Regions from separate parts of the Mus musculus genome. Here all the other regions are linked to region 3. Evidence: chromatin loops called from intact Hi-C (ENCODE). Cell type or tissue: left cerebral cortex. All regions are shown on one strand.

Region 1 (8,000 bases), 98 kb after region 3:
GCAGAAGGGAAGTTCAGATGCATGAGATCTGTTTAGCAAGGAAGTGCCTAGGAGGGAAGACAGCTTCAAGGGCTAAGGCAGTGACAACCTCCCCTCAGTCTAGGCCACTGCCTCTGATGAGCACTGGATACACTGCCCTTGAGAGGCTCAAGGAGTCTTGTCCTGGTGATGTGAAGACTCCTGTGGGGCAAATTCTCACCCAGGGCTCATGTTGTGAACAGCTGCCCCCAAGCTGACGGAGCAATTGTGGGAGGCTGTGGAACCCTCAGGAGCTAGGGCTTGCTTGGGAGGAGTTCTCATTACAGGCAGGTCTCGAAAGGTCAGACCCAGTCTCTGGTTCTCTTCCTGGGCTACAATCATGGGAACAACTGTGTCACACACTCCTGCCACCAAAGAACAGCCGCTCTGCCATGCTTTCTGCAGTGGTGGACTGAAAGCTTTGACACCATGAGCCAAGTTGGATCTTTTCTCCCTTCAGATGTTCCTGTCAGGTATCCTGTCTGGCCCAGTGAGTCAATGGGCCATAGGTCAGAGTGGCCTGGTATTGCTGTGGACCTTCTGTGGGGTCTTAGAACTATTTTTACAAGTACTGTTTGCTTCCTGACCCAACACCCTTAACATTAAAAGAGGAAACAGTGTGAAGAATCTGAAATGCAGCTGGCTTGAGAGATCCACTTTCCAGAGTGCCTCACAGGTCAGATAGACCCTGAGCTACTTAGTTATGCACTGCCATGAGCACCTAATGAAGCAATCATCACTGACTAGGGGGTCAATCACCCAGATTCTAAATCAGTCTTACCAGCAGCTCTCTGAGCACGCAGAGAACCATCTGTGTAGGTCACACAACACAGGGCCAGAGATGGACCCTTTCCAGGCTGAGTCTGAAGGGCTGTGGTCTGTACTCCTCGGCCTCCTTAAACCTAAGCCACTGTTGCTTTGAATCAACTCCCACAAGCAGGAAGCAGCAACAGTGAGTGGCAGGGTCTCCCTAGCTGCAAGAACAAGGCTCTGGAGGCAAGGACAGTAGGCCACATGTGGTGTCTGCAGGGAGTCTGCCTGTGTGGTACGGAAGAGGTTTCATGAAAATCAGCTTCCCTGGGCAGAGAGCCTCATCAGACCTCATGCTAAGTGTGCTTTTGTTCTTGGTGCTTTTCCGCTTTGGTCAGCCACAATGAGAAGCAAATCACGACCAGAGCCAGCGTGATGACGTGTTATCACCAAACATGGGTTCTAAAAGACTATGGAGATGCTGTCTACTGTTCTTTAACAGCATGGGCTGCTCTCATGTACCACAGCATGCGGCTGCTGCTGCCCAGCTGTGCGGAGGACATTCATCCCATGCCGCCCACCACTGGCTGCTGGGCTCTTCAAGTCTCTTCTGTTCCTCAGCTTCCCAAAAGCGAGTCTGGCTCTAGTGTGCAGCACTCTGAAGTACCCGGTGACACACCATGGATACCTGCCAGAGCCAGGAGCCAATGCTGCACAATACAACTGGCTTTGACACAACTGCTCTCCAGTGATACTGTCTAACATCTAAACCTTTCTGTTCTATAGCAGTGCACCTCACAGGCTCATCATCAGAAATCTCAGCTGTTGTGGAGCCACGTACCCTGATCCAGAAGACCAATGATCTCAAGGCAGAATTATTTAAAAGCATCTTCTTGCTTTGACTGCAGATCCCCACCGCCTCTCACACATGTACTCACACCCTGTGCAATCATTCCTTCCTGTCTATCTGCATGTCTGTCTCCATCACACACACACACACACACACACACACACACACACACACACATCGCCTATGGGGCAATTGTGGGGTCTTTTTCCTTTCACAAAAAAGTGTGAGTTTGTCTCCCCCTGCTGGAATTAGACATGATTCAATTAATCATTTAAACTGTAACCTAATGTTTTTAAATATCGAAATTTAAAAGACAAACTAAAAGACCAGGGAGCTGGAGAGGTGGCTCAGCAGTTAAGAGCACTGACTGCTCCTCCAGAGGTTCTGAGTTCAATTCCCTGCAGCCACATGGTGGCTCACAGCCTTCTGTAATGGGATCTGATGGCCTCTTCTATCATGCAGGTAAGAGCACTCATAATATACAAACAAATCTTTAAAAAACAAAAACAGCCGGGCATGGTGGCGCACACCTTTAATCCCAGCACTCAGGAGGCAGAGGCAGGCAGATTTCTGAGTTTGAGGCCAGTCTGGTCTACAAAGTGAGTTCCAAGACAGCCAGGGCTATACAGAGAAACCCTGTCTCGAAAAAACAAAACAAAACAAAACAAAACACACAAAAAAACCCCAAACAAGCTCCTCGTTGTAATCTGTGAGGTCCTGAGGTCCCTCTGCTTATTTTTTAACTCATGGCGTCCTTCTGAAGACATTTTCCTTTTACACAGTCAAACAGAACTGTGAAGGCTCAGGTGGAAGAAACACTGGGAGGATTTTCCTTTCTCTCCTTAGTCCTCGTGCTTATGCTTGTCGGGAAAAGAAGGCTCAACCGCTCCCTTCACGGGGCCTGCATGGCTCCATCCTTGTGGGAGACAGCAGGAACTTTGAGTCAGTGCTATAGGGAGGCTAAGAGGATGGCTTGTCAGTTATGCTGACCTGGCTTTGCTGCTGTGTGAGACCCTGGCAACTTAATGACCTACAACCCTCACCCCACTCTTCTGTGAATCTTTCTTTTCTTCTGTCTTTCCTTTTATAGGCAAGGGCTCACGTGATGACCTCAAACTCCTGCTCCCCCTGCCTCCACCCTCCAAGAGATGAGATTCCAGCTGTAGACCATGCTAGTGATCAAATCCCAGGCTCTGTGCATACTAGACAAGTACTGTGAGCCAGGCCACATCCTCAGCCTCTAGACTTGTTTTCAGTGACTGGCCAGCAGGGATTGGGGACACACTCCAATTGCAGTGGCTGTTACCTCTGGCCGTAGGGATGGAACAAGCACATGGCTCTTTTGGAAGGTTTTCTAATGAATACTGTCTTCTCACGGGCACTGGGAAGCGAGTGCCTTACACAAGCAGGCCATGCGCCCCCTGCTGGCTAAGGATGGGAGGAAGCAATGCTCTGGGAGGTCGTTGAAGGCCAGCAGGACTCTCTTGAGAGGAGTTTCACAGCAAGGGGAGTCCACGAAGCAGTCTTTCTAAACCTGTGGGTTGCAATCCCTTTGGAGTCACATATCAAATATCCTGCATATCAGATATTTACACTTTATAACAATAGCGAAATTACAGCTTTGAAGTAGCAATGAAGTAACTGTATATGGGGTCACCACAGCGTGAGGAACTGTGTTGAGGACTGCAGCATTAGGAAGGCTGAGAACCACTGACACACAGGATGTGGAGGAAGGTTTTCCTAAGGGGCAGAACTGAGGCTTATGTTTATTTTCATGGGGTCTGAGAGGTAAGACTGTAAAGGAGGGAGATGGTGAAGAGCTGGGCTTGGGAGCTGGGTGCCTGGGTTTGAGTCCTGGTTCAGGGCTCCAGCACCCACAGCTTTAGTGCCGATGCCTTAGTGCTCGCGCGTCTCTCAGTACCACGAGTGAAGGAGCTGCTGTATCGACCTGTACATCGCACACTCAGAGCACTAGGCTACACTAACTCAGCAACTGACCATTTCTGTAAGTTGTGTGGTTCTCAACTCTGCCAAGGAGGTCAAGAGCCAAAATCCTTTACGCCTCTCACTGAGAAATGGATAGCAGACGGCAGAGCCTCACTCCTGCAGGGCTAGGCCGCGTGGGGGCAGTTTATTTAGCAAGCTGCATGTGTGTGTGTTGAGTTAACACACCTCCAGAGTGAGTGCCCTGCCCTGTTCTGGTCAGGTGCCATGCAGGATTACCTACGTACCCACCCAACAGACCCTAGTGCTCTTTACCAACCATGGTGCATACACTAAGGAGGTTCTCAGAAACTTGCTGAGGTCTTAAGAGAAAACACCAGAACAGATCCTCCTCTGGAGGACTTCCTGCTATGCACAGCTGCAGCACTGCCCGTCAATGGGGCCTTCCAGCTGTGTAACCCCCACCTTCTTTAATGTCCTGATTTTTACATATATTTGTTTGTGCTGTGTGAAGAGTGTGTGTCATGGCACACGTGTGGTGGGAATCAGATCTCTCTTACCATGTGGGTTAAGAGAGCCCTGGAGGTGTCAGGCTCAGACTTTACCTACTGAGTGGCCTTGCTGCCCTCTCTTGAAGGGTTTCAAACAATCCTCCCCTCCTTGCTGAATCTTAGACGCCCAATGCTTTCCAAAGTCTGGCTGTGTTTGTAAATCCCTGTCAGCAGCACCTCGCCCTCCAAGCACTGCGGCCTGGTGTACAGGGGATCAGCAGCACTTTAACCCTCTGCTCTGCTAAACTCATGGCACCCTGAGTGCCTACCTCTCAGTGGCTCCTCCTCCTCCTCCTCAGTTAGGGCTTCCTAGTGTCTCTCCTGACCTCTGCCCTTCCTCACAGCAGTGCTTCACACCGTTCTATCCAGTGCAGTCAACACTGGCTCCTCCCCGCACAGGAGAGCCTGGCACCACCCTGACCCCCTATGCTGCCATCATCAGGGATTTGTCCATGTCTGTCCAATGTGGGCACCCAGGACTGAGCCTGTTTGGCAAACACATGTGAAGAACTCATGACATTTTAAAAAGCTGAATTTGGAAAATGCCCAAGAGTCCCCCAGGCAATCCCCCCTCTGCCCCTCTCCTCCCCCTGCGCTGCTCTGCCACGGAGCCAAAGGAAGGAAAATGCTCAATATGATGACTGGAAGCTGCTTTTCATTCTGTAATGCAGCCTTGCTCTAAACAGTTATTATGGCAATTAAAAGTCCCAGCCTCTATTTTCCTGTCTCTTATTGGCAGAGCCGGGGCTGACAGATGTATTGGACGGCTGAGCTGAGACACAAGTACACAGTCAGTGGAGAGCAGGTTATCAGAGTCCATCCAAGACATGCGCAAGCAAGCAATATAGTGCAACACTAGGGGGCACTCTCATCACAGGAACAAGCTCGGATCATGTATCTTCAAGGAGGAACATGAACCACCTGCAAACACGACACGTGGGTCAACAGTGGAGAAGTGTGTGGCCCTGTGATTCAAGGAAGGCCACAGCCTAGTGACACGCAGGACTTGCTTCTGTTTGCATGTGAGAGAACCAAAGCACGCCAGGACGCCACACACCTGCCTTTCCTATCAGCCCACAGAAGTCCACATGGGACTCGGCTCAGGATTCTCCTCCAGTTCAGCCTCTGTGCCTCCTTCTCTCAGCTCCCACAGGGATGCAGCCTCCATGTCACCCAACAAGAACAGAAGGCAGGCTTTGAAAGAGCACAGCTACAGAACAAGTGTCCTCTAATAACTAGCCTTTCCCGATCCTCAGCACTGGGCAGTGCTCACCATCTGCAAAGCCACAGATGGAAGACACTCAGCCTCACACAGAGCCAATGCCGAGGAGGCCTGAGGCGCTGCCGAGCCACAGCAGACACACCCCCTTACCCACCTTCAAGGTCTTCACGGCCACAGTGAGGCTGTACTTCTTCCAAACGCCCTCGTACACCTCCCCGTACTGGCCTCCACCCAACTTGTGCTTCATGGTGATGTCGGTGCGCTCCATTTCCCACTTGTCGTAGTTGGGGGACACACCGTAGATAGTGGGCTTGTTGCGCTTGGGAGCTGGGTAGTGGAGTGTGGTGATGAGGCCATCAGCCACCGTGGAGTGATGGTGAACTAACTCAGCCAGAGTGTTGAAGCGGCTCTCGGAGGACACGTACAGCTGAGGAAGAAGAGGGAACAGTCCTTATTCACAGAGCTAAACCCTAGGGGGAAAGAAAGGCTTTACACACTGTTTAGAGTCTCCTGTAGCAGCTTCTTCTAGCAGGGGTAGAACTCAAAAGCCCCAGGGCATAGATAGTGCTAAACCCTACCCAGCATTCCCCTCCTTAATCTCCAATTTATTACTTTTAATTAATTTTTAAATGATTTTTGTTTTATGAGTATGGTAATCACATGCATGCATGTGCACCATGCGCATGCCTGGTGCTCTTGGAGGCCAGGATAAGTAACTAGAGTTACAGAGAGTGGTGTGAGCCATCATGTGGGTGCTGGGATTAGAACTGGGAGTCTCTGGAAGAGCAGTAGCCAGTGCTCTTAATCTTAACCCTGTAGAGACATCTTTCTAGTCCCTACCCTCCAATTAAATGTTTTCCCTCAGTGTCCAGTATGAGGCTACCACCAGGGTGGAGGACAGTGTGGCTCCATACCCAGCCACGTTTCGGTCAGCACCTTGCAGGCCAGGAGCCAGCATAGCCTTTTCCAACATGGGACACAGGAAGATGAGGTAGGAGTACTTTCAGGCTTCTCTGAGCTACAGCACTGGGGCAGCAGTGGCAGAAAGCACTCCATGGGAGTGCAGCCACCTTTGTTCCCTCCTGCTGCTGCTGCTGCTGCTGCTGCTGCTGCTGCTGCTGCTGCTGCTGCTGCTGCGCTATGGGAAAGAACTGCTCCATGCACATCTACACAGACAGCTGGGCTCTGGGCACAGCAAGCACTAAACCTGACTTGCCCCAGCAGCAAATTCACAGTGGGGGCTGTGGGGGTGCTGGACTCTGTGAGAGCTGATACTTGGTAAGACAGGGTCAGGCTGTGACTACAAAGGTGACATCTGGATAGCACAGAGGGAGGCAGGAGGAAGCCCAAGATATACATAGGCTGTATATTATGCTGGGCACCGCTGTCTGACGGCCGGTATGCATGGCCTCCAGGCAGCAGTGTGGTGTGCTGGGGAAGCTTTAAATGGTGTGGTCTCAGGAGCGGTTAAGGCCTTCCTGGGAGTCCAGAGTTCTCCTGCTCCAGAGTACAAGGGGGGGTTACAAAGGGGTCAGCCCGGCCCTTCTGTCCCTCTCCAATGAGAAGCCTGTTCCTGTCCTCATCAGCTGACTGACTACTACACTAATCCACTGCTCCTGGGCCAAGGACCTGTACCACGCTGCTTCAATTTTCAGTTTTCCCCACCAAGAGCTAAATAAAACTGTTTCTGTGAATTAGCTGCTTCGGGTTATTTCACTGTGGCAATCAAATACAGACACAATTATTTTCTATGGCTTACAAAGGAGATAACCACAAGGGGGTAGCAAGCTCCCTTCTCTGCTTGTCCAGAAGATATACACACATTTTTTTTAAACTCAGGCAAGCCAAATTTGAATCTATAATTCTACTAAAATAAAAGTCCAGGACAACCAAGCTTTGCCTAGACGTGTTCCTCACCCTTGTGTGACAACTGTGGTCTCTGTGTGAGAAGCTGCCTCTGAGCACAGAACCCTCCAGGCTGAAGAAGCCCCTCTCACCTCAGAGCACCTAGAGAGGCTGTATGAACCGTTCTGGAGCCACAGGAAGTTAGACTAGGACATGAGCTGGTGAAGGAAGGGGTGAGGTGGCCCCACCATAAACTTGAGACCCACACAATGTTGCCCACAGCCCTCCCCTCAATGCTGATCGCAGACACAGTGTACTCTGTACAGTTTCGGGGGACAGCTCCCCATCTCTGCCACTCCCCAGAGAGCTATAACTGAGCTCATTCTCCAACCTAAAATTTACATGGCATCATTCAATATTACAGCCGGCTGCCCTCAGGTACACTGTGGCTCCATCCCGGCCATGTTCCTAGAGTCACACGTCCACTCTGGCGGCTGCCTTCTGCCTGCTCTAGTTTTTTGAGCAGAACTTCAGTGATAATCAGGATGAGCAAGGGGATTTCACGGTGTGTTCAGAGAAGCAGGGGAAGCTAGTACCCTACGGGACTTGTTCTGTGCCATGCTTGCTCCACAAGCATACAGCATGGCCATCCAGGGCTCTGCCTCTTCCTGTTCATGAAGAAACCCCCATACCGACTCTCCTTGGTGCCAAGCCATGGGCACATGCCATCTGTGCTTAAGAACTGAACCCAGGTCTTCCGAGCTGTTCACAGACCCTCTCGGAACCCTTTTGTTCCCACCCTGTTGCAGCTCCTTCCTCA
Region 2 (8,000 bases), 69 kb after region 3:
TTTCAATTTTTGTATGTGTGTGTGGGGTGATATGGATGCAGGTAGGCATGTACGTTTGTGTGTGTGTGTGTGTGTGTGTGTGTGTGTGTGTGTGTGTGTGTGCCAGAGGTTGACCTCAGGTGTCTGTCATTCCTCAGGCACTGTTTACCATGCTTTTAAATTTCATTTATTTGTTCTTTTGTGTGTGTGTGTGTTTAAGATTTATTTATTTTATGTATATGAGTACACTATCGTTGTCTTCAGACACACCAGAAGAGGGCATCAGATCCCATTACAGATGGTTGTGAGTCACAATGTGGTTGCTGGGAATTGAACTCAGGCCCCTGGAAGAACAGCCAGTGCTCTTAACCACTGAGCTATCTTTCCAGACCTCATTTTTTGTGTTTTTAATTTAATTTTATTTGTTGCCATTTATTGGGGGGGGGGGGGAATGTGTGCTTGCGCTATGGTTTGAGTGTGGAGATCAGGGGACAACTTAGGAAAGTTAGTTCTCTCCACTATGTTGAGGACTGAACTTAGGCTGTCAGGCTTGGCAGCAAGCACTTTTACCCACTGAGCCATCTAGCCAGCCCCAGTGCCAGGTACCTGAAAGGTGTGCCCAGAGCCTAGGACTGTTAACCCCAACTGTGGCATGCTGACTGTAGGTCTTTGGATCTCAGTGACCGTGTAGTAATGGGAAAAGGCATCTCCCAGCATCCCCTGGGGCTGTCTCCATCATACACCATTCCTGGGAAATGCAATCTGTCCCAGCTAAGGCCTGGAGTAGAATAGGGGTCTGGGTCCTTCTGCCTGGGTTCAAATCCCAGCTCCGCTGCTCGCCAGCTGTGTGATCTGACCAGGTGACTGCACCTCTCTGAGCCTTCCTTCTCCCACCCATACAGTGGGGCATTGTTATGCCCACCTCCCTGCGTCCTTGTCCAGCAGCAGCTAGTCCTGGGTCGAGTATGGTGGCATTGGTCACAGGCTGTGCTGCCTGATTGGTCACCATACAGGAGGTGCTCAGACTGGTCCCTGACTTCCAGGTGCCAGCTGTTGTCATTGTCACTTGCTGCCTGAGCATCTGTCTATCAGCCCTGCACAGGTGTGCAAGCCACACCCTGAGAGGGGAGAGTAGCTTGCCTTGATAGCACTAGCCCTGGGAGAATAGACCAGGCAGGGAGGCAGGGTGCAGTGGGATTGCCTGCTCTTGGGTGAACCCCACAGCCTCCAGGTCTTTGGCTGAACTGAGTCAGCAGCTCCGAGAGGGGCTGAAGGGGGGACAGGGATCCTGGGGTGATCTGTTGATTGCCTGGCAAAGAATATTGGGGCTGAGCAGGGAGGGTCCACAAAGCTCTCGAGCACACAATAACCCAAATACTAGCCTTCGGGAAGGGACTGATGGAACACTATAGGCGTGTGAACCTGCGAAGCGTTTAATTAAATGCCCTCTTAATCAAGGGTTGATCCTGATGGAAGGGAAGTGCCCTATTTGTGTGAGACCCTGAGATGGCCCAAGGGCCAGAGAGCAGGAGAGTGGGAGAGAGGAAGTGGGTAGGCAGCAGGAGTGTGCAGAACCAGGCCCGGGGATGGCAGGAGATGCTGGCACTGCCTTGGTTCTATGAACTGAGAAGTATTTATTGAGCGCTTGCCATGCCTGGTCCCACTGTGCCCACTGGGGTCGCAACAAACACTGACTGTAGAGTTGTGTTTGGGAAACTAGGCTGACTGGGAAATCCATAAGGAGCCAGGGAGAACCAGAATGGTGAATGTTAAGAAGGAGGAGGTCCCTGGGTCAGCACGGGAGAGCAGCCACCTTCCCAAGGCTGAAACAGAAAGGCAAACAGGCCATATAAAAAGACAGGCATGGAAAACACCACAAGATGGCTCAGAGGCTGGGCTCAGCCACCTGTGCCACCACCCATCTGAACTGCAAATTCCAGCGCTCTCTCTACCAGCTGTCACCTCAAAATGCATACATTTGGGGGACTGTGGAGATGGCTCAGTCAATAAAGAACCTCACTGTGGATCCTCATACCATGTTAAAAAAACAAAAACCCCCAAAACTAAGTTCAATGTCATTCAGTGTACCTGCACCACACGTCCTGGTGCTGAGGAGGTAGAGATGGGGTTACGGGATCCCTGGGGCCCACTGGCTAGGCAGCTTAGCTGAATCAATGAGCCCCAGGTTCAGTGAGAGACCCTGCCTCAAAAAATAAGGTGGAGAGGATGAAGGAAGACTCCTGAGATTGACAGGTACATGGGACGCCATCACCAATCAGACATGACCAATAAGCCTCTAGTTTCCTGCCCAGATCCCTCCTACAGGGAGAAGGGAAGTGGCCCAGAGAGCAGGGCAGCACACACTTAGCAGTTGTCCCAGCTCCTGTCTGGGTGGGTGAAGGGTATCCACCCCCTCCCATCCCTTGACTTCATCCATCTTCCTCCCCTCCCCCACCCTCAGGGCTCAAGCGGATTCACGCCCTGACCACACAAGCAGCATACGAGCTTCACGTGGACCTAGAAGACTTTGACAACGGCACCGCCTATGCCCACTACGGGAGTTTTGGTGTGGGCTTGTTCTCTGTGGACCCCGAGGAGGATGGGTACCCACTCACGGTGGCTGACTACTCCGGCACCGCAGGTGAGGATCCAGTGCAGCAGGGAGAGCTGGCCTGGCCAGTCAAAGCCTTCTGCTCTCTGCAGTCAGGATCTAGGTCACAAGTCTCACCGGGTCCTCACTCCTGCAATGCTATGGGGCCTGGGAGGTTTACCCATTTCACAGAGTGAAGAGCTGGGCCCAGAACTGGAGCCTGGAGGTCTCCGGGGTTGGCTTCTGTGGGGCCAGTAAGTTGTAGATGAGTTCTCTGGGCTCATCTCAGATAAAGGAATGGGTGAGTCAGAAAGCTGGGAGGAGGTTAGAGACAGCCTGGGCACAGGTTTGAGGGGTGGTGTGTGCATTCGCACACCCAAACTCATGTGGCTGGTGGACAGTGTTTGGGGGCCTATGCATGCTTCTGCCCGGGTGTCTGGCCAGGTGCCCACCGCTGTGTGCACATGCCACATGCAGGTGACTCCCTCCTGAAGCACAGTGGCATGAGGTTTACCACCAAGGACCGGGACAGCGACCACTCGGAGAACAACTGTGCCGCCTTCTACCGAGGAGCCTGGTGGTACCGCAACTGTCACACATCCAACCTCAATGGCCAGTACCTGCGTGGTGCACACGCCTCCTACGCAGACGGCGTCGAGTGGTCCTCTTGGACGGGATGGCAGTATTCACTCAAGTTCTCGGAGATGAAGATCCGGCCGGTCCGTGAGGACCGCTAGACTGGCCCACTGCCCAGTGCCAGCGTCCTCTGGTTATGTCTAGTCCCTACACATCTCATCCCATGCCCACTGCTGCAAGAACATGCTCTGCCCACCTGTGCATGGCTGGTCTGCTCTTTAGTAGGGATGGCCCAGGGTCAGCCCTGAAACTCAGCTTCCTGAGCCAGTGACACTCCTTCCCCAACCAGGTCCCTGTCTATCAAGTGACATGCTCTTTGGTTCCTACCAGCGGAGCTGGCACCTGGCAACCCCAAATCCCACCTGCCCAGGCTTTGGTCCCTGTGCTTTGTCTGCTGCATCCTGGTAAGGCAGCATCTCCCATTCTTCCTGGCTTGGCAAAAACATCCAGAATTGGGGGCAGGCAGCACCTTGGTCCCCTCCATCAGATCAAAGTGGAAGGCTCAGACCTTCTCACCTCTGACACCTGTCTGCCCTAACCCCAATCCCTCAGGGCCTGGAGACCCTACCTCTTATCAGAGGACCTTGTGCAGCTGCCACAGCTCTCTCTCATTTGTGGCCAACTGGGCCGTGGCACAGCTGTCTACAAAGCCCCAAGGCCAAGACCAGACCCCTAGGCCACCCTTCCCTGGGTCTCCACAGACCTGGGGGTTTTTATTCTTCTGGTTGCTTTCAGAGCTCATCTGCTCTTTCCCACCTCAAACAAGGTCCACCTGCCCTCCTGCAGAGCACCCATGGGTCCTGCCCCACATCATCTGCCTGTGGGGCAAGGGTGGGACTGGCCTAAGCCAGTGAGGACCTCCTGGGGTGAGGCTGTGCCAGGCTTTTGTGTTCTGCCGACCTCCATGGACTGACTCTAGGATCTTCTCAGAAGCCAGCCAGCCCTGGGACTCAGCATGGCCCAAGACTACCATCTCTGCAGAGAGACTGCCCCCTGCTGGCTATCACGGACACTGCCATCAGGGTCTAACAGGTGGGGTGGGGTGGAGGGGAGGGCAGGAGACAGAGCCCTCAAACAGGTTGGACATCTGGACATTTCCTTGTCCAGCCTTCTCAACACCTGCACGGGTGATCCCGCAGGAAGGCAGGCTGCAGCCCCGCCCTCAGCTACCTGCTTGGCAGCTGAGATGCTCTTCTGAAAGCCTGACAGGGGCTTTAAAAGAACTGGATGGTAAGATGGCAATGGTGACCTCCTCTGTCTGGAGGCAGAGGCCCATGCCTTTCCTTTCTGCCAGACTTGTACCAAAGCCTGAAGCCACCGATGAACTGTGTGACCTGCTCAGTCCCTCACATTGGGCCTCGGGTCTTCAGCAAGGATCTGTAGCACCTGTGAGAGTCAAAGCCGTCCTAGGTGCTGGACAGGACTGGTTATGGTCCCGCGCTGGTGGCACGAAACATGAGTAGAGTAGCCAAGGTTCTGATGGGACAAGGGATACATAGGAAAGTCCCCTCCCATTCCCTCTCTGTCCCTGACACCTGGCACCTAGCTTCATTGCAGAGGTGTGTGGGAGCTTAAACACATCCTGGCAGACACTACCCACCCCCGAGGCTGGTGCTAAAGTGGCTTCTGTTGCCAGCTGCCGCTGTAAGCGCTGCTCAGAAGTGCCAAGCGCTTTCTGATGTGGTATCAAACAAACTCCGTCGAGTGAAGCAACAGATTCACACATGCAAGTGTGGGACAGGAGGGCTGTGGGCCAGGGCTGGGCTGCAGAATGCAGGAGCTGAAGCTCAGCCCATCAGGGCAGCTGGTGAAGGGTGACATGCATCCCTGTCTGGTCACATTGGAAATGACAGCCCTTCAGCCCAGCCACTGCCCCAGGGACACCAAGCTCTCTCCCAAGCCAGGCTAGTACTCTAGGGGGTGTGGTTTTGTCAAACGCTGGCCGAGTGGGCAGGAGTTAGTAGGGAGAGACCAGGTCAACAGTCCTTCACCTTCCTGGTGTGCACCCTCCAAGGGCAGGCGGGAGCACTGTCCCTGGGAGCACTATTCCTGCACACTGGGCCACAGCCTCCAGCCCTGGCTTTCATTCACTGGTCTGATGTCTGTGTAGGTGGCTGCCACCTGTGATCAGTGACCACGGGAAGCAGGAATGCTGGGAAGTTTGGGGGGCAGGACAGGTCCACTAAGAAGACATAATGTCAGTGGGCTGTGGTCCCTGATACCCCAGACCTACTTTGGTTTGTCAATGGAATGACTAACCAGGGTGAGTCTATGAAGTCACCTGGCAGAGCCACACTGCTTATCTTCTTGGGAAGAGTCTCCACATCTCACACGAGGGTCTTGGCACTGTGGCTGTCTCTACTTTGCAAAGCATCGAAAATCTTTCCAAGCCTAGGTTGGCTTTGTGGATTCTACCAAAGGCCTCATAGCTGGGTACACCTGGGTCGTGCCAGTGGCCACCTAGACAGCATGCAGGGAGCAGACAGTGCCTTGGGTCCCCTGCAAACCTGGGCTGGTGAGTGACCAGTTAGAGCTGTGAGCCTCTCCTGTGGCATTAGTGGCTCGTGCGTGTGGGACACTAGTGTTTGTAGGTGGGAGTGTCATCTCCAGCTCCTGGCTCTTCCCTGCCCCTCATCTGTGTCACCCCAAGCCTCCAGGTGGAGAACGAGCCATCTGTGGCCATGGTCACTGCAGGACTTGGCCCACAACCAGCACTTCTAGAAGATAGCAGGGCCTTGGATAACCAGAAAGTCTATGAGCAACAGATGCCGTCCTCAAGATGACTTGACTCTGAGGTGGGAGATATGTATGAGCTAGGCCCACAGCTGCCCTGAGCCCTGTGATCTAAGGAGCAACATGCCAGCAGAAGTCTCATGGAACCCAGAAGTGTGATGAAGCAACATGGACCCAAAGTGCCCGGGGGCCTCTCAAAGCCTCATTCCTTCATCTGCCTTTGGCGCAGGTTGCCCGAGGTTCTGGTGGCCCAGCAACTGCAGGGATCCATAAATCCAGAGGCCAGGATTCAGGCTCAGTGGCTGTGAGTGGGGGTCCGACCTGAGGCTAGCTGTGCCAAGCAGAGCAGGTGTGCATGCTGTCAGATACAATGGGGCCCTGGGGCTGGAAGCAGCTCTGAGGGTCAGTGCAGCACCCCATGGGCAAACAGTGGGCCTAGTTGCTACTTGGGGCTGTGTGCACCCGGTGTCTTGTGTACCCTTGTCTTCAATAAAGTCTCGTGGTGACCCAGCACCAGCCTTCACGTGTAGTCCTGCACTGCTTCATGTTACAGCAGAGCGAGGCAGGTACCCAGTGCCCTGGGACTGCTTTGCCCTCCTCTCCAGATGGCTTTGTGCTCGCTCTTTGTGTCTGGCTAGGCAGAGCCAGGTAAGCCCCGGCAGCCGGGCAAGGTCAGGCCAGCCTTCTGCAGAGGCTGCATCTAGCGGGGCTTCTGTTCTGGAGTCTAGGACTCATGGCTTCACCTCGCCTGGCTCTGTGTATCCCACGGGTGTCTTTGTGGTGATGAACTGTCCCTATAGGGAATGAGTCCTGGGGTTCTGAGGAGTCGACACTCTGAGGAACTAATAAACAGTCATTTATTTCTAATCGATGCTTCAACTTGAAGCTCAAGTTATTCCATGAAAGGTAGGGTTGACTGAGTGCCCACACTGCAGAGAGAACAGGGGCGGAACCCCCCGCCCCCTACCCCGGCATGGGGGCAGTGAGGGAGGGATCACCACTCCTGTACTGTGGGAGTGTCCTGAGGCCATGTCCACAGGACACCAGTTCTCAGACTCTTTCCCAAGATTCTCAGTGTCCTGTCCTCTAGGCAGCTCACTCTGGGTCATGGGGCTGGAGGGATGGGGGTGGGGTGCAGGGGAGGCACAGGTAGAGATGCTGGGGACAGGACTCCAGAGCCAGGCCCTCAGAAATCCAAGGTGATTGTGTCTGTTTCTGTCGGAGCACTCTCGCCTGTGTGGGGGCCTTGTCCAGCTAGCCTGCTCCCTGACACTGCTAAGCCCTGGCCATGATGATTCCCTCAGCTGAACTGCTCTGTCTGTGGCTTCAAGAGCCAGCTGGATGGGTCTCACCGACCCAATCTCACAGAACTCTCTAGAACTATCAAGGGGCTTGAGGACGAGCCATCTACAGGGTGTAGGACTGAGGGAAGAAATCTCCCTGGGGTTCTGTGAGGAGACTGGGGAGACCCCAGTGGTGGTGAACATTTATGAGAAGGGTGTGTTCTTCATGACTTGAGGAGTGTTGTGACATCATCAATTTCAGAGGTTCGGGGCTGATGGAGATCATAGCCATATGGTGTTCCAAGCTGGGTCCTATTCTGGGGGGGGGGGGGGATCATTCAGATGAAACCAGGAACCTGCAAGGGCACAGCCCAGACTGGCTGTCATGAATATACCCTTTCTCACCCAGTCTCAGCCCTCCCTCACACCATGAGAAACACAGATGGGTCCAGAAGCCAGGCTGCAAGGAAGCCTGGACAGGCTGCATGGAGCCCTGTGCCCTCAGGACTGCAACTCAGAGAGCCTTGGAACCTCCTGGAAAGCTACCCCCCACCCCAATTCCTCCTGTAACACTGCTTCCTTCTTTGCTCAGCCTCTAACCTTGACAAGGCCCATCCTGCTCGATGACATCAGAAACACCCTCAACTCCAGACTCCACGCTGGCCTGGACAGCAGCTGCTGGCAAGGTCCCCCATCATGGCGGACAGTAGCTGAAGACACTGGGGCTCAAGGATCAGAGGGACAGATGCAGGCAGGAACCCAGGAGTGTGCCTGAAAAG
Region 3 (8,000 bases):
ACCTCCATTGCACAGGAATGTGTGGGTCCTGACTGTCATTTAGCAGCTGTGTGTCTCTGCACAAAGCACTTAACCTCTCTGAGCCTCCAGCTTTTCACTGGGGCATAGTTTCATTAGATGTTATCCAAACTCTGCTCCTGATGTACCTTGGACTTTCAGAGGCGTGCTGAGGATGTATGTAGCTCAGGGGAAGAGTGCTTAGCTCACAGGCTTCATTCTGCGGCTGTAAGCTGCTCTCAAATGAGATCCAGTAACAAAATGTATGAATATTGGCCCTTACTAGGATACACCAAGGTTAGAAATCGCCTCAGGTCACGTTTAGTGTCAAAATGAGTTATGAAAATACCAAATCCAAGTTATCAAACCTTTGGAAGATTTACACAGTATTCAGGACATAGCAAGGAACCTGAGGAGATCGCTGGGCTCATCTGAACTTGGAGTGGGTAGAGAATAGTCCAGTTTCAAGGTAGAAGTGGACCCCTGGGTTCCCAGCCTCAAGGGCCTTGTGCTCCCTCATCTTGCCTCAGTCTGGGTGGAGCAATCAAGAACAATGCGGAGGGGCCACTCGAAACGCCCAGGCTGGCTATCCAGTGGCAGGAAGAAACTGGCTGTCCTGCCCAGGGTACTACAGCATTCACATTTGGTGGCAACTGCCCTAACGCCCATTCCCAAACTGCTCACAGCGTCAGAGGTCCGTCCACAGGGCATCGAAGCTGACCGGATTACAAGTTCGGGTCTTAGAGGATGGATCAGATAGATCATCATGGAAGTATGACCCCCACCTTCCTTAACAGTTCTTCCAGGGAATTGTTGCTGTACCCAGTTCCACAGCTGAGGGGAGCCTTCTGCTCCCCCAAGCCCTTAGGGGAGCCCCCTGGGCTGACCTCTTGCTACCCAGGGCTTGCAGGTTCTGACTCCTTACCCGTGGGGTGCTGCAGTCTGCCCCAGCGTGCACAGCCCTCTGCCTGGGCCTCCATGGTTTGGATATAAGGTGACAGGGTGCATGCTTACCTAAGCTCAAGGTCAGGTTAACAGAGGTGGGGTACTGCACCCCGAAGGCCATGGATGGGCTCTGCCACCAGGTGCTGTCATCGGGGCTGTGGAAGTCTGTGAGGTAGGAGGCGTCGTGGCGTCGTCCGGGGTCAGCATCGTCGCAGCGCTGGCACTGTAGCCCAGCCCCTGGTGCCCCCACGTGTGGACAGAAGTCCTCCGGGGGCCGTCCGCACGTGTGGGAGGCCTCGGCGCGTCGGCCGAACGCCGCGTTCTCGAACTCAGGCAGACAGCGCTGTGCGCGTCCCACACCGTCGTAGCAAGAGCCCATGTCCGCGCCTGCCGCGAAGTGTGTCTCCTGAATCACCAGCGCCATCGATGCCACCGTTGCCAGGAGGGACAGGACCCTGGATACAGCCATGGTCCTCGCCCCGCTCTGCACTGCTCCGGGATCCACTCTACGCTGCGGTCTGCGCTTAGCCCCTCTGCGCTCCACTGGCCCCTGGAGTCCTCCCCTGCAGGCGGAACCCGACGGCATCTGAGGGCGGGACCCATGCAGGCGACACCCCACCATCCGAGCTCCGTCCCTTCGTGCTCACCCCCACCTGCTGGACGTGCCTGGGAGTGCCTGCTTGTTCTGGCTGGGTCGTGGACTCGGGAACTGTGAACCTGGCTCCACAGTCCTCCCTGCAAAATGGTCTCGGTAGAGACACCAAGTTATTCTGCTAATGCGGCTCTTCTATGGAAGCTCTGCACTTGTGTACCTTCCTGAGCTGAAAGGCAAGACAAGCGCAGGTCTTCACCTGACAGAATGACCTTTGGCAGTTTTCCTCCGTACCTGTCCAGTGTTCTCTGTCAAAAGTGTTGCGCTCCTGGCGTCTCCTCCCAAAGCAGATATTGTCACCTGGGATTTATCAAAAGGCTTCCTCTTATCAACAGAGGCCTCCCCTTCTCTCCACCAAACTAATGTCCTTCCCAAGGCACCTTCTGGCCCTTGTAGACAGTAAAACAAAATGATCCCATGGGAGCGGGACACCGTCAGATTCCCACAGCCACGGTTGGATAGATCCAGTAAGACTCCAACCCTGCATGAAAGTTATGATCAGGGTTAAGGAAGTGGTTCTCTTGGGGTCTGGCATGGGTAGTCAGGGGTACAGGGCAAATTGTGGTAGGGAGCCTTGTGCTAGCCCCCTCTGGGGCCTCCTTCCTTACACTGCTAGCTAGATACAGGATCACAAGGACACCTTGAGAGGAGGACAAAGGCAAGTTTGGGATGAAAATGGACTCCTGTTGCTGTGGACGCGGACCACCAAGGAGGCCCATGTTCTTTGCCTCTGTCTGCAGAGCAGACTCCTGCACCCCTAATATCTCTTAATCAAGGGCTCAGCTTGGGTGAGGTCCTTAGATACTGTCTCAATTCAACCTACAAGGCTTCTATTGATTTCCTTGAGAGACTGAGTAGGCGAGAGACCCACACTGCACAACACAGAAGCCATTAGTCACATGATATCTGGGCCCCTTCTGTATCACCCATGGGGCTGTGGCAGAGCCCACACCTTGTCTCACTAAGACTGCCCCCGAATCTTCTCCTTCTATCTGCCTTTGCAGCCAGGGTCCCTGGAGCTAGCTTCTGTCCTTCTGGACGAATATTCTGGTATACATGAGGTCCCAGAGAAAGAAGGTTTCTCTACATATTTCACTTCTATAGCCTGTGTTGAGATCCCTGTGTGCTAACCATAGCCCTAATGGTGCACGCATGTGCACACGAGCACACACACACACACACACACACACCTCTGCTGCAGTCAGCACCAGCTGTACTGTAGTGACAGTGGCTTCCCTGGGAACAGTGTTCTGTGTGGCAGCCTCTGAGGTCCCTCCAACCTTCCACTGAGCACATACAACAGAAATTTCTAAGCATCGGGGCAATATGTGCTGCTCAACTCCCAGATCATTGAAAATAATCACTATAGCGAAGCCAAGAGCTGCTAAGAAATAGCTCCAGGACCCTGCAAGGCTGGCTAGTCTGGGCTCTGGCGAGCAGGGCCTCTGTCCGTCCTCTCTGTGCTTGGGCAGGATGCAAAGGTCTCACAGCCCAATAAGAGGGATGGTGCTTGTCACATCATAGCTACTAATGATGGGCTGACCAGCCAGCCACAGCAGCTGGCATACCAAAGTGGGGACTTAGGAGAGGGAGCCGTGACCAGTTCCACATGGTCAGGGTAGGCTTCCTAAAAGAGGTTAAGTTGGGCAGAATGATCAAGGAAAGACGATCACAGAGGTGTTGTACATTTGTCAAGGCCAGGAGGCTAGCAAGCCGGCCATCATGTTGGCATGCAGGGCAGGGGCTGGTGATGGGGCTTGGGTGGTAGCAGTCCCATGGCATGAACTTGTCTTTGTCCTGTACAGGGCTTCAGGCTGAGTACTGTCAAGGGGCAGGAGCCGGATGTGTTTCACTCTGGTATCCTCAAGATCTGCACCCTGCAGCAGCCAGGGCATGTTTGTGGGGTACACAGAACTCCAGGCTGGTTTTGGGTCCCGGGCTGGAAGTGATGGCCTCTTTCAGGACCTGCTGGATGGCCACCAAACGGGCCAGCATTCCTGAACGTCTGTCTTTCCTTGGCTGGTGATCTCAGTGGAGGTTTCAGTGGTGCCTCAGGTTCCCTGCTTTGCTTTTCTCTAAGTCTCTAAGTCTCTAAGGTGTTCCATGTCAACCACCTGGTGGCGACATTGGCTGCAGTACAGGGACAGGCCTCTCTTGCCTCCTAGAAGGCAAAAATGTGGTGGCCCGTGGTTGCACTGCTGTGTGGAATTGACCAGCAACCAGCCAAGAAGCCAGACGGAGATGGGAATGGAGTCCAGGGCCGGTTGCCTGTCTCAGCTCCACAAACTGTTCCCTTGACTCTCTACCAGACCTGTCCCTTGCCACCTAGGGACAGCATGCCAGATTAGGCTATATAATCTGGTGGATTGGCAGACTCCAGGGGAGTCTCAGAGACAAGAGTGACTCCCAGGAGCACACAGCTGGAGGCCGGCAGAGTCAAGTCTCCAATCGCCTCCGGGATGGCAGCCATCTTGTATTTGCTCTCCAGGACAGACACCGTCAATCCTGGGGAGTCTCTTCCCAGGCAGAAGGGTGGGTGCTCAGAGTTCAGGCTCCGGGAGAGCCCCAGTGGAGGGGAAGTGCATCAGGTGGCTTTCACCCATCCCTCCTGTGAGGGCTTTGTGGCTGAGTCTTAGGATCCAAGGTAAAGTCTTTGAGGTCTGGCTCTAGCTGCACAAAGCGGGGAAACGGCCCTTAGCGGGGAAGTGGCTTGCTTAGGACACGTCAGGGCAGTAAGAGACCAAGTAAGAAGACCAACCATTGTATGGTTGTTTCTTCTTAGGAGAGGGTTTGGGGAGGGCACAGAATCCTGAGTGCCTCCAAGACACAGGGATATATGTGCACCCCCAAAGTCTTAGGACTTTCTAGATATGGGGGACAAAATGGCAATTTAACTGTACCAGCTGGAAAGGGATTGGTGGGACAGCTAAGGACTGCCCATGTGCAATGCTGGACCTTGAGAGGGCGTGGCCACCTGTCCGTCAAGGAGCCTGTGCTCCTCCCATTTCACCGAATTCAGGATTCACTCACACATTCAACCCTCTTGAGACGAGGGGTCTACCCTGGGCTATTCTGGGGTCTACCCTGGGCCATTCTGTTAAAATGAGGCTTAAAAGGGCCACACTATGGCTCAGTAGTGGAGTACCTGCTGAGAATGTGCAAGGCCCAGGGTTCCAACACTACAGGAAAAGACAAGGCAAGAGGAGGGGCTGAGGAGGGCCTACCACTCTGGCCCAGTGTCTGTCCCCTGAAGCCAGGACCCCAGTAGTGTATCCCCAAACCCACAGGAGCTCCAGACCACATGGCCTATCTCCCTCTAACCTGAAGCTTTGAGGCCCAATCTCTGAGCCCTGCATGACAGTTCCTGCTTTGAGGAGTGGAAGCCTCCTACCCCGAGTGCATGCACCCCTGAGGGGACCATGCAGGTACTGGCTTCTCAGTGCACTGTCACAAGGTCTGCTGGCTCTGTATCCCAGCTTCTCCAGGAGAGTTTTGTTTGGGATCCCTGTGAGAACAGCAACCTGGGAGGGAAAGGGATAGTGAGGACAGAGCTTCCGTACCTTAAAGAGCAAGAGATGGGAAGGGACAAAAAGATGGGGTGCAGAGAGCAAGAAAGGCGAGGCTGGGCTGGCAAGGGGACAGCATGAAGCCAGTGGAGCCTTGCTCTAGGCAAGGGCAGCAATAGTGAGCACATGGTAGAACACAGAATAGCACAGGGTAGACCCTCCCCATCCCTAGAGGGTTAAGGGGGGGGACTTAGGTGTTTGTACAGGGTTCAGGCCCTCTGTTTGGGCTCCCCTCCCAAAGCCCACCTACCAAGGGTTAAAACCTTCCAGGCAAGGAGGGGGGAGCAAAGCCTGCGTTGTTCTGATTTGCTTAATGAACGTTAATTAAGGAGACAGAAGATAGCTGATTCTTCCAGGACAGAGATGAAAGACCCGTTAATTAAATCTAGGGAGCTGCTGGAGCTGCTGATCCTTCCTGACAGGGCTCAGCCTGCTGGGGCTCGGGGTCCAGTACCCCAGAGGAGACCATGCTCCTCAGCCCAGCCTAGGCTTCTGTCCTGGATGCCTAGGGAGGAGGTCAGGGCTGAGCCCTGACACACTGAGGCCCTTTGGGTGGAGCCATACCTCAGTTTCCCTTCTTGAACAATGAATGCTGTGCTCAGCTCCAAGCCTATGTATGGTTACCCACATGCCTGTGCCTCAGTTTTCCCTTCTGTTAAGTAGGGTACCACTTGCTATGCATGTAGCTTCAAGAGCAGGGGGAAAGAATTGGACTTAGGGTCTGCCATGGGCTTAGATGTGGGAGGAGCCCTACAAGGCCCCACCTTGCTGGGCAGCAGCGAACCCAGGAGCATCCTGCAGGGTTGCTGCAGGGTCAGGGTCGGCCTTTCTGCTCTGCTCTGAGGCATTCACTCCTCCATGACCACTTGCTCTGTGCTCACCCAAGGGCCAGGGCTGCCACAGTGCAGGAGGCATGGACTGTCAGTGACTTCATTAACTTCCCTGGAAAATCAGGGCAACAGGGAGACATGGCCTAGGAAGCAAGCACAGATTCAATGGTTATGTGTCTGCTCCTGAGCCTGAAGGAGTTCCCAGGGAGGCACAAGGCAGGGCAATCAGGGAAGTTCCTGTAGGAGGTAGCATCCTAGAAGAGATGGGATGAGGACGGTAACATAGAGAGGGAGGGGTCGGACAGAGTGGAGTGGACAGGATCCTTCAGCTGTCACCTCTGGAAGCATCTCACTGCAGGGAGCTAACACTGTCAGACAGGCAGAGGGACAGGACTGTCCTGGGGGCATGTCACCACTCAGCCCAGCAAATGTCTCAGTTGTTCTGTTGCACTCAGCCACCTCCCTCCCGAAATGTGGGATGAGTCAGCTTGGGGGTCCAGAGAGATGAGAAAGGTACTCCTGAAGATGCAGTCTGGATGCAGCGGTCCAAGGGCCGAGTGCGGTGGAAGTATCCTATCACTTGGAGGACCTGGAGAATAACACAGTAATTTAACTATGAGTTATGTGTCAATTCCATCAGTCAGGGTGAAGAGGAGGTGCCAGGCCTGGTCTAGAGAGGTCAAGGAAGGCTTCCTGGAGGAGGTGAAGTCTCCATTGAGGCCCAGAGAAGGTGGGAGGATTGGGGAAGAGCATCCAGGCAGAGGGAACAGCCATGTAAGAGGCTCAGACGTCAGAGAGAAATGAAGGGGAGTTGTGAGAGGCTAGTGAGGTATGAAGCAGAAAGTGGGCAGTGCACAAGTGCCCAGAGGAAAGCAAGGGGTGTGGGGCTGAGAACTGCCTTCCTGACGGCTCAGGAAGCCAGGTGGTGTGGAATGGCCACACCAATGCAAAGGTGAGCTGATAAGATGCTCCCTGGCTGCTACGAGCAGGGGGAGAAGCTAGGTACTCACTCCTCACAAACCAGGAGTGGGCTAGGAATCTAGTAAAGACTGGTGGCCTAGGCAGGGCAGGTAGGGACCAAGGGAGCAGTGCGGCCCGAGCACGGAGGTGCGAGGTGTCCGTGGTAGGAAGGGAAGTGGAAGCATGCATGCATATGTGTGTGTGTGTGTGTGTGTGTGTGTGTGTGTGTGTGTGTTCCTGACTGCTGCCTGGGAGGGGTTGTGGGCCCAATACTGAGATGCAGGTTAGTAGCAAGGAACACACACGGCCTAGAGAAGACAGAGCAGAGAGCATTTGTGAGAAGTGTCTAGAAGCTGCTCTGTGTGTTCTTGGGCAAGTTTGCATCCGTCTTTGGGCCCCAGAGTTCCTAGCTATCTGCTGAAGGATCCTCTGAGGCTGGGTTAGGGGCAGCTTTGGGATCCAGGCTGAGACCCAGCTCCTCACTGGTCTTCTAGAAAAGACTGTGGGTCTGACACATTCTAGGGAAGGTATACATGAGGTGCTCAATTAATCACACAAGATAAAGAACAGTGAATGGATGAACCTTTGCGAGAACAGAAAGCTGGCCCCATGCTGGGAGAAAGAAAGAAGCAGGCAAGGTGGCTCCCACCGCCCACGGTGGGGTTTTCCCCAGAGACCCTGGCCCTTCAAAGGGGAAGTGAAGGCCAAGGGCAAGGGGGGCGGGGAGCTGGCAAGCGCTTGACGGAAGTGATATAGAGCCGCCTCTGCCTTCACGTGGCTTTATTTTGAAAACGTGAACTTTACAAATGTCAGAGGAAAGGCGAGCTCCGGTCTGGGACTGCGCCGGGAACCGCTTAGCATTTGCATGGCTTTGCTAATGGGTCTCTTCTGGGTGGTGGGAAATTTATGTCCTGCCTGCTGGGGCCCCTGCTGAAGGCTAAGGCCAGGGGACATACAAAATAAAACAGTGTGGCTGCCAGATCTGAGTTCTCCTGCAGGCGGCAAGCAGAGATGGGTAGCAATGGAAGCAGGTGCGCTGTGCTGTTGAAA
Region 4 (8,000 bases), 200 kb after region 3:
TCTGAGCTCAAGGTGAGAGATGAGGAAGCGCCCGCCCCTTCTTCTTTGTCATTGGTCTTCGATAACCAGTGATAACCCTCACCACCATCCAGTTAGCCAGTGAGCGCGAGAGCCGACAGTTAGCAGCGATCGGTGGTGCCACGAGGAATGCTGGGACTTGTAGTCCCGGCGCCCATAGGCTGCTCGCAGAGGCCCAAGCCTCCAGCTCCCATAGCTACAGAGAACTGGCCCCGCCTGCTGGGAGACGGTGGACTCTGGTCAGCCGAAGTCTTCACTGCTCTAGTAGCTAGACCGCAGGAGATTCAGAGACAGGGGAAAACTACGGATTGGAGTTTTCCAGAACCGGAGTTGGATTACTTCTTTGAGTTTCGTTAGGGGAGAAACTTTGGCTCGATCCTAGAAATCAAGATGACCGGTGCGTTATCTCCTCTTCACTAGGGAAAGCCCCAAATATGGGAACCTGGAAAGAAGTATTGAGAGAGTGATCCTTTGGGATAGGAGGTTGAAGAAACAGCATTTGTTCAGTGTGCCAGGCGAGATCGTGCATTCGTGTATGATTGTTTTATTATGAATCCTTTCACAGGTGAGACACGTGTCCTCCTAAAACTCAAGGTAAGTCGAAATTTGTCCAGGTTATCAGACCTCAAAAGTCTGAGAAACTACCCCACACCTGGAGAGTTCATCCTCTGGTCCCCTAGTTATCATTGTCCCTATTACTGGGACCGACCCATTTCTAAAGGGGCTCACTCATCACAGCACTCACACTATCCCTACTTTTACATTAAATGCTTTACCACATGCAATGCTGTTCCCACAACACAGATGGAGAAGCATTCATCGCTGTGGTTGAAGTGTCCTTTAAAAGTCACTACTTCTTGCTCTAAAGCATGGCTTTTCTACCGAAGCACTCAGTACCAAATAACTGTTCAACAAAGAAAATGGCATTTTGATTAGTAAAGAACAGTCATGTGGCTGAGTGATAGTGACCCACGCCTTTAATGCCAGCACTCGGGAGGCAGAGGCAGACGGATCTCCGTGAGTTCGATGCCAGCCTGGTCTATAGAGCAAGTTGCAGGACAGCCCGGACTACACTGTTATCAAAACAAAACAAAACAACAGAAACAAAAGTCACTTGAAATACTGTGAAGCAAATGAAAATTTGTGCCCAGATTTAGAACTGGAGTTTATAAATTCACTCACAGAATAATATGATTGTCACATTATTTGAATTGCAGTTTGGCTGTCCAGGTTTCTCTTAAATTGTACGGCCAGTCTTCAAATAGGTGTCCTGGCTTCTCTGATTATCTATCTATGCTCACCCTGATGACTGTAATTTTTCTTTTTTTTTTTCTTTTTTTAAAATATTTATTTATTTATTATATGTAAGTATACTGTAGTGTGTCTTCAGACACTCCAGAAGAGAGCATCAGATTTCGTTACAGATGGTTGTGAGCCACCATGTGGTTGCTGGGATTTGAACTCAGGACCTTTGGAAGAGCAGGCAGTGCTCTTAACCACTGAGCGATCTCACCAGCCCCCTATTTATTATGTGTATGTAAGTACACTGTAGCTGTCTTCAGACACACCAGTAGAGGGTGCCAGATGACATTACAGATGGTTGTAAGTCACCATGTGGTTGCTGGGATTTGAACTCAGGACCTTCATAAGAACAGTCAGTGCTCTTAACCGCTGAGCCATCTCTCCAGCCCCAATTTCTTTCTTTTGAATAGTCTATTTTTTAATTCCTGTCCCTGCTTTAACCATTTCCTTTCCCTACCCACATTTTTCATTCTCTGGTTGAACTTTAAATAAACAAGCAAATTGCAACTTTTAAAAAGATATTTTATTTATAAACATGTATGTGTACTTGACTGACTTTATGTGCACCACTATCATGTCTGTTGCTAACAGACTCTAAAGGGCATCAGAACCCCTGGATGAGACATAGTTATGAGCTGGACACCAAACCCAGATCATCCGCAAAAGCAGTAAGTGCTCCTGATTGAACCACCCTTCAGCACCTGGAACTGCAACTCTTCAATAACTATTTCTTGAACTAACATTACTCAGTTTGGGCTTTTGAGAGGATTTCCAGCCCAGGCTGCCCTTAATCTCTGAGAGTGCCCTTGCACTTCTGATCTCTCTGCAACCAGCTCACAAGGGCCGGGGTTACAGGTATGTTCTACCAAGCCTGGTGTAAGCCGTGCTAGGGATGGAACCTAGAGCCTCAAGAATGCCAGGCAAGTGCCCTACCAAAGTGGCTACACCACCATTCCTGGTAATGGGCACCCATTTCCTAAGCACCCGTTCCTGCTGCTGCTGCTGGCCTACAGCACTGAATAGTGCTTCTTACCCTGCGGGAATACAAAGGCAGAAGCAGGCAGTCGGTTGGCAAAAGAAGCAGTGATCCAAAGATCAGTTTGGGAGCTGCAGAGATGCTCAGCTGCTATAATGCACTGGCTGCTCCTCCAGATGACCCAGGTTTTAATTCCCAGCACCCACATGGTAACTTACAACCACATGTAACTCCAAGAGATCTGATGCCCTGCTGGCCTTGGAGGGGACCTGGCACACCATGTGGTACAGAGACATACAAGCAGACAAAATACCCATACACCCTTAGAAGACAATCAGTCTCAGTGCAGCAAACTACACTCCTGGGTCAGCAGGAGTTTCAGCTGTTCCACCCTGGGCTCACACCTGGCTTTGGCACCCTCTTAAAGCTGCATCCCGTCCTTCATTCAATTGCCTGGGACTCGTGTCAGTTTCTCCTCTAAATTGGCTTCCTCACCTAAAAGCAAGGGACATTGTTGCTTACTGTCCGGTATTCTTGAGATGAATTTGCCCTTGGTTTCCCAGCCTCAGGCGTGCCTCTCCCCTCACTGCAGGGCTGTGCAGAAGAACCCTTCTCCCATACCATCAGCGTTCAACCCCACTTTTCTTTCAGATAAGCTCCAAGCCCCACTTGTAATTTTCCTCCAAGAGAAGTACTTTTTTTTTTTTTTTTTTTTTTTTTTTTTTTTTTTTTTTTTTTTGGATTTGCTCTTTTTTGAGACAGGGTTTCTCTGTGTAGCTCTGGCTGTCCTGGAACTCATTCTGTAGACCAGGCTGGCCTCCAAATCAGAGATGTGCCTGCCTGCCGCTCTGGTGATGGGATCAAAGGTGTGCACTACTACCATCCAGCTTATCTGTTCCTCCTAAAGACTTATTTTTGACTGACTTGAGAGGCTTTCGGTGTGGACAGTCTACATCTCCTGGAAATCTGTCCCTGGGGTTTTTCTTTGGTCTCCTTCATTGTCTTGCCCAAAAGTTTAGCATATTCTGCAGCTAGACTCCTCCTCGTGTGTCTTAGTACTGTTTGTTTCTTCAGGCCAGCGCGTGGATGCTTATGCTGCAGGATAGTGAAGAACTGGCACTGAAGCTTGGCCTTCTGGTCCCGAGCTTCCTTCCTTCTTCATGGGTTTCTTTCTCTTTTTTTAAAGATTTATTATTTTACATATATATGTAAATACACTGTAGCTGTCTTCAGACACACCAAAAGAGGGTGTCAGATCTCTTTACAGATGGTTGTGAGCCACCAGGGCAAGCTGGAGAGGGCAAGTGCAAGTCTGTGTGGATGCCAATCTGAGTGTTTCAACTGGTTTCTGTAAGAAAAAGGGCATGAAAGAGACCCACGACTGACACATCCTGCTGCACCTTGGCTGGTGGGTCCAAAAGAGCTGTCAGAATCTGAAAGCTTTAGTCTCGAAAGAAGGTGGTTCCCACCACATTAGAAACCCATGGGCTGGAGAGATGGCTCAGTGGTTAAGAGCACTGCCTGACCTTCCGAAGTTCCTGAGTTCAAATCCCAGCAATCACATTGTGGCTCACAGCCATCTATTATGGGATCTGATGCCCTCTTCTGGTGTGTCTGAAAAGAGCTACACTATACCACATATAAGTCTTTAAAAAAAAATAAAATTATAAAATAAAAAAAAAAGGTATGAAGCTTGTGTTCACCATCCACTTCACTGAGTTTCTGATGACTGCTGGCTGGGAAGGATATATTCAGCCATCTTGACCAAGCTGACTGCCTAGGAGGCACCGTGACAAATAAGATACACTACTTTTTAACACTGGAAAACCTTTAAGGGTTCAAACTGCAGAATGCAGAGCGCAGCAGGTATCTGACAGGTTTTAGTTGGTTGGCTTAGTTTGGGTTTTTTGGGACAAGGTTTCTCTGGGTAACAACCCTGGCTGTCCTGGAACTCATCTTATAGACCAGGCTGTCCTGTGACTCATAAAAGGTCTGTCAGTCTCTGCCTCCCAGCAGTTCACCTCGGCTTTAAAGCAATGTTTGATGCATCTTGTACAGCTCATATAACTTTCATTAAAAGTTGTTCAATTCAATCTAATTTTATCCTTACTTTCATAAAGCAAAGCTCAGTAACAAAATTTCAGGTTTTTCTTACACCAACTGTAGTTAAGCTTGCCAGCAGTGCCCTCTGCTGGGCTATGAAAGCACATATCCAGTGAAGATGCTTTTGGGTTTCAGTGTCTTGCCAACAGCTTGGGAGAAACAGGTAAGGACAAAGAGACAGGCTCCCATTCCCAGCCCCGTAAGAGGTGGACAACTGCTGGGCAGTGGTGGCACATGTCTTTAATCCCAGCACTTGGGAGGCAGAGGCCAGGTGGATTTCTGAGTTTGAGGCCAGCCTAGTCTAAAAAGTGCCAGGACAGCCAGGGCTACACAAAGAAACCTTTCTCAAAAAAAAAAAAAAAAAAAAAGAGGTGGACAACCTGGAAACTTCTGAAATTTGAGAAAGGCAAACCCACCTGAAGTTGCAGACTCAGGGAATTCAGTTATCTGTGGATCCCTCAAACATGGGTTAAATTAAAAGTTGTCATCTATAACACTGTCTCAGAAACACACATATGCAAAGTTGTCTAGCGATGGTGCTATGATGATTAATCTTGATTGTAAATGTGATAGGATTTGAATCACCATGGAAACGGACCTCCAGACTGCTGTACTGTCAGCTTCTAGACTGGGGTGAGGTGGGAAGCAGCATCATCATTTCACTGGCTAGAGCTTGGGCTGGGTACAGAAGAGAAAGGCAAGCACAGGCATTCACCTGTTCCTGCTGTGGATACGATGTGACTTCACATGACAACTGCTATGTTAGATGAGTTAGCTCCTGTCACCAGGACAGACTGGGCAGCCCTAACTAGAGTGGGTAGATTATTGAAAATTGTAAAAACAAGCCAGGCAGTGGTGGCGCACGCTTTTAATCCCTGCACTTGGGAGGCAGAGGCAGGCAGATTTCTGAGTTCGAGGCCAGCCTGGTCTACAGAGTGAGTCCCAGGACAGCCAGGGCTACACGGAGAAACCCTGTGTGAAAAAACAAAACAAAACAAAACAAACAAAATATATATATATATATATAAAACAAAAAACAAAACAAACAAAAGCTAGGCACATCTTAATCCCAGCACCTAGAAGAGGAAGGTGAAAGGTGGTGAGTCTCTTGTGAGCTTGAGGCTAGCTTGGTTAGCATAGTGAGTTCCAGGACAGCCAGGGCTACATAGAAATAGCCTGTCTCCAAAAAAGAAATAAAAAACTAAAGATAGAAAGAAAGGAAGTTGGAAGGGGGACTTGTTGGAGGTCCAGGAAGAGTTGGGCCTGGAAAACTGGGGGGATGGACATGATCAAAATATACAGTACACATTTATGAAATTATTTTTTGTTGTTTGGGGCCTTTATTTATTTTGGGTTGATTGTTGTTTTTTGTTGGTTTTTTTTTTTTTGAAACAGGGTTTTTCTGTGTAGCCCTGGCTGTCTTGTAACCTGCTCTGTAGACCAGGCTGGCCTCAAACTCAGAGATCTGCCTGCCTCTGCCTCCAGAGTACTGAGATTAAAGGTGTACCACCACTCTCCAGCTGTTTTGGTTTTTTGAGACAGTCTCTATATAACCTTGGCTATGTAAACCAGGCTGGACTTAAACTCAAGAGATCCACCATACCCAGCATCCAAACAAATTTTTAGAATGTTAATTAACTGGGCCATTGCTCAGTGATGCCCTTGCCTAGTAGTATAAACAAGGCGCTAGGTTTCATCCCTAGCCTCAGTAAAAATGTTTTGAGCCAGTTTAATGGCTCATGGGTTAGAGTGATTACTGTCACGCCTGATGCCCCTGGGACCCACATGGCAGGCAAGAACGGATTCATCCAAGTTGTCCTGACTTCCATACACATGCACTCACACCAATGCACATAAATAAACATGAAAGAAAAACAATGTTAACTGAAGAAGTGTAACTCAGGGCACCATTATGGGTAATGTTTAGTGAGCCACTCTCTGTAGCCCAGCTTGGCCTCATCCCCTGCTTCTGTCCCCATATGGAATCACAGGCCGTGCTACCTACCATGCTGGCGAGGCCATTTTAAACTGTCAGAAGGAAAGCAAGCATGGAAACCTGCACTCTATGCCAAGGACTTGTATCCTGTCCCCTTTGAATCACTATTGAAAAGTTAATACATCACCATTTCAATTACACAGAACTTGGCTTTTCCCAACTCGTTTTTCTGTTTTCTCTCTCTCTTTTTTTTTTTCCTTCCTTTTTTTTCTTTTGTTTTTTTTCTCGAGACAAGGGTTTCTCTGTATAGTCCTGGCTGTCCTGGAACTCACTTTGTAGACCAGGTTGGCCTCGAACTCAGAAATCCGCCTGCCTCTGCCTCCCCAGTGCTGGCATGTGCCACCACGCCTGGCTCGTTTTTTTCTGTTTTCTTATCAGAGCATCAGAAACCACTATTTGCCCAGAATATTTATTCTCCGTCATCACCAGTGGCTCAGCTTTTTACAAACCACTCTCACAGGCGGGAAAAACACAAAAGGCCAGCCAGTTCCTGCTGGTGGACATGCTGAAGGAGGACCTGAGATGCTAAAGAAACAGCTCACACACAAGGGGAAGGAAGCCCAGGTAGAGGGTATGGATCCCTCGAACCTGTCAGCAGACGGAACACGCGGTGAGACTCCAACAAAGGCTGCTACCTCCCTTTATTCTCTTTTTTTTTTTTTTTTTTTTAAAGATTTATTTATTATATGTAAGTACACTGAAGCTGTCTTCAGACACTCCAGAAGAGGGCGCCAGATCTCGTAACGGATGGTTGTGAGCCACCATGTGGTTGCTGGGATTTGAACTCCTGACCTTCGGAAGAGCAGTCGGGTGCTCTTACCCACTGAGCCATCTCACCAGCCCTCCCTTTATTCTCATATCCACTTGACTCTGGCCTGACTCCACCACCTTCTCTCCAACCACACACTTGTGCATTAAAGGAGACAGAGCGGAAGTGGAAAGAGACCATTCTCGATGGCACTGCCATGTCTTTGTCTTTGGTTTTCTTTTTTCTGGGGTTAGGGTAAGGCTGGAAATGGAACTTGGGAACTTGCACATTTTAGGAAGTGGTCCACTCCTGAGATACATCCCCAGGTCACCATGTTTTCTACCAGGACAGTTTCATGGGGCATTACATTGTGTGGGGTGATTGGAAGTCATAAATTCTCCAAGTTATTCCAAGGTAAGTCAGCATCAGGCCGGGACACTGTGCTCTGAAAGACCTAAAACTACTGGGACCCAAGAGCCCAACCCACCATTACCTCCCCCTAGTTTTCTCTCAGAACAGAAAGACAGGCCTGGCTCTGCAGCCCCACTGCAGGTGAGGAATGTGTTTGTCAGATGCTCCTTGGGGACCACATGGCAGAGTTTTCACTCCCAAAACTGGCCCAGGGGGTGCCCAGTCCCATCCTTCAGCTCTCGGCCTCATCCCTCCTGGTCCAAAAGCCTCTGGCGTGTTTCCAGCATGATCTCCTCCATTACTTCCGGTTTTAAGATATCCTTGATCTGAAGAAAATAGGAAACGGTATTCGTTCATTCAGAAATACCCATCAAGTCAGCTAGAACGAGGGAATGAAGCCTGGCTAGTATACGCCTTCTGCATTATGCAATCCGACCAAGCAAGCA

The links. Peaks named below come from ENCODE experiments on the same cell type or tissue, not always from the same donor. Only the 100,000 strongest peaks of a DNase experiment are listed, where the experiment ranks them.
Region 1: it touches region 3 in a loop (9-fold over the local background); 5 of 42 quality-filtered maps call a loop at or near these places.
Region 2: it touches region 3 in a loop (6-fold over the local background); 22 of 42 quality-filtered maps call a loop at or near these places.
Region 4: it touches region 3 in a loop (3.0-fold over the local background); 9 of 42 quality-filtered maps call a loop at or near these places.

The regions. Positions count from the first base shown.
Region 1 is chr2:31,782,269-31,790,268 of GRCm38, reverse strand. It overlaps Abl1 (c-abl oncogene 1, non-receptor tyrosine kinase), which reads right to left. Exons shown (of 11, transcript NM_009594.4): 4 at 5,490-5,762. Among named protein-coding and RNA genes, the nearest start is that of Qrfp, 24 kb to the left of the region's middle. In left cerebral cortex, CTCF peaks have their summits at 1,895 (motif pointing left), 3,042 (motif pointing left), 4,972 (motif pointing right) and 7,109 (motif pointing right); DNase peaks (open chromatin) are centred at 3,034, 4,978 and 7,069.
Region 2 is chr2:31,811,744-31,819,743 of GRCm38, reverse strand. It overlaps Fibcd1 (fibrinogen C domain containing 1), which reads left to right. Exons shown (of 7, transcript NM_178887.4): 6 at 2,441-2,620; 7 at 3,047-6,454. The coding sequence ends at 3,306. Among named protein-coding and RNA genes, the nearest start is that of Qrfp, 5.2 kb to the right of the region's middle. In left cerebral cortex, a CTCF peak has its summit at 4,198 (motif pointing left); DNase peaks (open chromatin) are centred at 4,176 and 4,833.
Region 3 is chr2:31,880,755-31,888,754 of GRCm38, reverse strand. It overlaps Lamc3 (laminin gamma 3), which reads right to left and starts at 1,474. Exons shown (of 28, transcript NM_011836.4): 1 at 1,012-1,474. The coding sequence starts at 1,411. In left cerebral cortex, CTCF peaks have their summits at 1,597 (motif pointing left) and 3,704; a DNase peak (open chromatin) is centred at 3,712; H3K4me3 peaks cover 878 bases.
Region 4 is chr2:31,680,370-31,688,369 of GRCm38, reverse strand. It overlaps Exosc2 (exosome component 2), which reads right to left. Exons shown (of 9, transcript NM_144886.3): 9 at 7,018-7,880. The coding sequence ends at 7,800. Gm13427 (predicted gene 13427) reads left to right here. Exons shown (of 4, transcript NR_153862.1): 1 at 1-12; 2 at 439-612; 3 at 6,856-7,005. It also overlaps a transcript of Abl1 not described here. Among named protein-coding and RNA genes, the nearest start is that of Gm13427, 4.1 kb to the left of the region's middle. In left cerebral cortex, CTCF peaks have their summits at 240, 1,572 (motif pointing right), 4,486 (motif pointing left) and 7,123 (motif pointing right); DNase peaks (open chromatin) are centred at 147 and 4,493; H3K4me3 peaks cover 594 bases; H3K27ac peaks cover 120 bases.